Linked DNA regions of Homo sapiens: region 1 is linked to region 2. Evidence: chromatin loops called from intact Hi-C (ENCODE). Cell type or tissue: psoas muscle. All regions are shown on one strand. Region 1 overlaps TGFBR2 (transforming growth factor beta receptor 2). Region 2 has its middle 21 kb from the start of LINC01985.

Region 1 (2,500 bases), 110 kb before region 2:
ATATCTTTTCAATGTCTTGGAAGACCAGGTACAACTTTAGAACTCCTACAATGTTCATAGTCCTTCCACAGAAATGGGTGGTTTAAAGAGAGACATCATCCTGAGCCCTGGTAATCAATTTGCCTTCCTCCCCCCTGCCTGCTCCATCCTACATCAAGAGGGGCCTTGTGATATGTGGACACCCAAGCTCGCTCTCTGTCTCTCTCTCTCTTTCTCTCTCTCTCTCTCTCTCTCTCTCACATACAGACACACACACACACAGAGCTATCCCTTAAACAACCCTCGTGCAGAGATTGCACAACCAGTAGCAATGACAGCCTTCAGGAAGATGGCTTCAAGGATCCATGCAAACTGCAGATACCAGTTCAGGGCCTTCTGGACAGCGAATGTGGGTTCCCACATAACCAAATCATGGTCTAAAAATGAAAAGAGAGTAAGACTGGAAGGCCCAAAAGTCACCTCACCCCATAGGCATGGCTCTGACCAGAGAAGAATGACAGCAGAGTACCATCTAAGGCCCAGGACAGAGGCCAGTTGTGTTCATATACTAGGTCTATATTTTAGTTGTAGAGCTGAAAAAAATTGGAGGAAAATATTCCCTCAGAAAAGAGAAGAAAAAAAAAAAAAAAAAAGAGCTGCATGTCTTGACCTTTCCCAGATAGAATCTCCCCAGTCATAGGTACGGGCCCTGAAGCTAAATCTCATCTAATAATGATAGCTTCAAACCTACAAACAAAACACAGATGCTAGGGAACCCTTAAGAGTCTAAGCAGGAGGCCATAAGTAGACTAAACTGACTACACCCAAGAGGATAGTTGCTACTTGTTGGGTGCTAAGACCTAGAAAGCTGACTGTGGCAAGTAAAAGGCAGAAGTACTCCTGATGTAATGGGTGAGGAAGAGAATCTTAACCTCCTATAAGTTTTCAAATTGTCCCCTTCAAAAGTCAAACTGTCCCCTTCTTCTTTGTTATGTTGGATAAAGTCGGCTCTTCTTGCCCTCATCAGCAGTTGTACACGATTGTACACAAATGATTGTCCTACACACTCAAAATTTGGGGTTTACAATACACATCTTTGCAAATGGGGTATGTCCAACTGCTATAAGTGGCCAAACCACAGGTCACCCACCATGAGTCCTACCACTAAGACACCATTGTCAAACTGTGGGCTGTAGAGTTTCCTTATGCAAAGAAACTCTGCCTTATCTTGATTTTCTGTGGTACAAATGTAGTCAGGAAGGAGGCAGATAATGCAAGCAAACCAAATCAATTAAATCAGGAGCACTGAACTGATGACATTAGATGGTAAGCTTCCCCTCTCTCAAATCTGATATCCATTCACCCCTCTTCAGCCTCCCTCCCAACACACGCATACACACATAGAGACCACACGAAAGAACCTAGCAGCATGCAAGCACAAGAAGCTTGGGCCACACACTCATACATGCACCCAGGCAAAACTCCAGAGAGACCCTGAGCAGGATCCATCTTTCCATCCATAAAATAAAGATAATAAAACTTATCTTGGAGATTTCTTCCTAGGATTAAATGAGATACATAATATCAAGTGGCTGTCTCAGGGTAGGTTCTCAAATGTTAATTGTCTTTCTCTTCCTTCTCCCTGAGATGAGACAATTTGCCTGTCCAGCATTCCAAACCCTTTGGCATGCCAAGCAAAGAAGTATGAGTCATTATCTTGCCTCAGTCACAAGCAACAAGTACCTGTGGAGCAAAATATTACCAGGAAAGTAGAGAGTGCAAAAGAAGCGGTGAGCATTCTTGCTGCGAATGCATATCTGTTCTACTGAAAATCATAACTTAAATCTGCTGAAGTTGTACATAAGGACCTGGAGGGTAGAAGCTAACAAGGTAACAGAGTTATGCTTTTATGTGGAACTTGGCCAAATAATGCCATGCTGTAGCCAGGAAGTATGTTTCCCCTGCACCCTATTTAAAACTGCTTTGGTGGTTTGCATCAGACCTAAATAATATCCACGCTACTCTAGAGTAGGCAGTGGTGGCTACAAGACCACACTTCCCTTCAACCAACGCTGCTTCACCCTTATAAACCAAAACATAAAACCCAATGAAAAAAGAAACTTAAAAAATAAATTTAGATTTTAGCACTTCATTCGTAATAAAATTCTCTTTCCGACACCCTTCTATGAAAAAAAAAAAAAAGAGGAATCAGTATCTACTGGATAATTCCTCTGGTGACTTTATTTAAAATTTTGCAGTGGCTTTCAAGGCCCTACACTGATTCAAAATTTATGGCTAAAGGAATTGCATGAAAACTTCTAGCAGCTTTCCATCATGTTTGTCAGAAGTTGAAACATCTTTTTCCATATTTCATGAGAATACAAGAACCAATTCCATACTTCAAAAACAGTCAAATTACTTATTGTGATCAGAACTAAAACTATTCTAACTGAAAGTAAAGATTTTACTATTTGGACCAAACACCTAACAAACAGTGACTGCTTAGTTAAATGCTCGACCT
Region 2 (2,500 bases):
GTAGCCTGGAAAGCCTGCCCCTGTGGTCTCTTCCTTTGTCCCCTCTGACTGTGGTGAGGGGCAGCCTCTATTGACAGTGTGGGAACATGGGAACACAAGACAGAATGCCCTTTGGGCACCCGTTCTTCCTGAATTTAAGTTCCAGGTAATTTCACAAAGTTGGGAGGAAAAGGATGGAAAAGAAGGAAGAAAATGAATATTTCCTACATCTTCTATGGGTTAGCCCTGGAACACCCGCTTTGTATAAATAATCTCTGATTCCTCACAAGATGCAAGGTGACACAGCTGGCAGGGGCAGAGCTGGGCTTTGAACCCAGGCAGAATTGTTCCATGTGCACCATATTTCCTGTGCCCCATATACCTTATTAGTGTCTCAAGGATGCTAACATTTTCCTAATTAGCTACATTTGTCTTCTTTAGGAAACTCTGGAACCCCAAAGTGCTTCAAGAACTGCAAAGAGAGTTCTTGCAGTGATAGTAAGATATCTGTGAAGTGAATGAAGGATGGTATGGAGAGGAGCTGGAGTTCATGTAGGAAACATGGATGAGCCTAATAAGCTTTGTTCCCTACAACTGCTAGCTAGGACTCATTGGGTCTGCAAACACCGTGAACCTTATTGGACAAGAGAAATGTTTACTTACTTGCATACCCTCATGTGTTTTAAAGCAGAGTCAGGGAGAACTATGCCCCTTCTCAAACACGTCCTCTCTTTTGGTGATCTAATAAATTACTGGGTGAGTGTAACAGAGAAAGGTCAGGCTGGGCGCAGTGGCTCACACCTGTAATCTCTACACTTTGGGAGGCCGAGGTGGGTGGATCTCCTGAGGTCAGGAGTTCGAGACCAGCCTGGCCAACATGGTGAAATTCCGTCTCTACTAAAAATAAAAAAAATTAGCTGGGCACGGTGGCATGTGCGACTGTAATCCCAGCTACTTGGAGGCTGAGGCAGGAGAATCACTTGAACCCAGGAGGCAGAGGTTGCAGTGAGCCGAGATCAGGCCACTGCACTCCAGCCTGGGGGACAGAGCAAGATTCCGTCTCAAAAAAATAAATAAATAAAAAATAAAGGTCAGCAAAATACCCCCATAGCAGTAGTGATTCTCACTGATAGCCTCTCTGTGGCTACAGCACAAACTCTTCCACCCTTCTTTCTCATTTCCATCCCTAAAAATATTTGCTGTTATTTGCAAACCTAAAGAGACTAAAGAAATGGGCATAGACCAGTGGAAGTCTCCTTAGAGTTACTTTCACTGTGCATACTTTAGAGAAAGTAGAAAAGTTTTCCAAGAAGGGAAAAAGGGGCCACAAATTATATGTTTGACGCACAACTCCAAATCCTGCCCACTATGTCTTCTCTCATCATTCCTGATACAATTTTAATTCTTTCTTTTGTTCTCTCAAATATTAACAAGAGTTCATATCCCCTGGTATCACATCAAGTTTATTCTGGAAATACTAAACTCTCCACAGAGACTTGGGACAAAGAAACATAATTAAAGGCTCTTATCAAGTGTTATGTCCTAGTTTTGTCCTAGTTTTACACAATGCTTTTGATGAATGAAGAAAATGGCAATAAGTAATTTGTTTTTTTTCTGCTGGAGAATAATATGGGAATAGGAACTTGCACAGCAACAAGCTTGGAAAGTAATCTGTCCTATAGTCTCTGAGTCTTAAAAGCTCAGTCTACCTCTAAGAAAGGAGAGGCAACTCTACTTTTATGGGATGTCTATGTGTGTGGAGGGGAGTATGAATGAGGCTAGTTATGCTGTAAAATAGCCACATCGTTTCTTGCTACATTTTTGTGCTTCCAGCCCATATACACTTCGTGTGTTTCTTGGCTTCCTTATTCGGATGAGGCACCAGCATTCAAGTGAACTGAGGGTGCAGTTTTAAAAGCTGCTTTTTGCGACAGGGGTGGTGGCCTAGCCCACAGGAAATGAAGAAAACTGATAGGTCCAAACTTTGAGTTCCCGCAGAGGCCTGAAATCAGGACACTTGCTCTTGAGGACAAGAACTACTTTGTAAAGAATAACCAGTGTACCCACAGCTCAGAATGCTCTGTGCCTAAGCAAAGCCAAGCCCCGAAACTCATTTTTCCATAAACAAGCCTCAGCCGCAGAGACATAACTCTCTTTAGACTCTCTGGATGATTTCATTTACTCGGCATGCCAAAGCGCCCAGATGTATGATTCGCTCAGCCTCATTCACTGGGGAAACTGATCTTTTCTTTTGATTTGGTATTAGCAGAAATGTCATTTATCAAAGCTTTTCGGGCAGGTTGCCTATCTGGAATTTGTCTCCTAAGACCCTGAAGTCATTTTCAGGGTGACTGTCCCTCCCCACCTCCACCCTGCCATAGTCACATGTACTCTCTTCCTAAAGAATTTAGACCTCCAGTTCTTTCTCATGTAGTGTTTTTCCTTTCTGGGTTTTCTTTCTTTTTTTTTTTTTGGTCTGATACATCCCTTTTGGTCTCTAGGATATTTCCATGCATAAATG

What was found. Hi-C counts contacts between places; a loop is a spot of excess contacts. Peaks named below come from ENCODE experiments on the same cell type or tissue, not always from the same donor. Only the 100,000 strongest peaks of a DNase experiment are listed, where the experiment ranks them.
Region 1: a loop joins it to region 2, with 2.1 times the contacts of the local background. A loop is called at or near these places in 8 of 110 quality-filtered maps.

The regions. Positions count from the first base shown.
Region 1 is chr3:30,611,264-30,613,763 of GRCh38, reverse strand. The region is part of intron 1 of TGFBR2 (transforming growth factor beta receptor 2); the gene reads right to left. Among named protein-coding and RNA genes, the nearest start is that of TGFBR2, 5.9 kb to the right of the region's middle. In psoas muscle, no CTCF peak of the experiment used is centred here; no DNase peak of the experiment used is centred here; H3K4me3 peaks cover 651 bases; H3K27ac peaks cover 1,385 bases.
Region 2 is chr3:30,496,266-30,498,765 of GRCh38, reverse strand. No RefSeq gene overlaps it. Among named protein-coding and RNA genes, the nearest start is that of LINC01985, 21 kb to the left of the region's middle. In psoas muscle, no CTCF peak of the experiment used is centred here; no DNase peak of the experiment used is centred here; H3K27ac peaks cover 1,222 bases.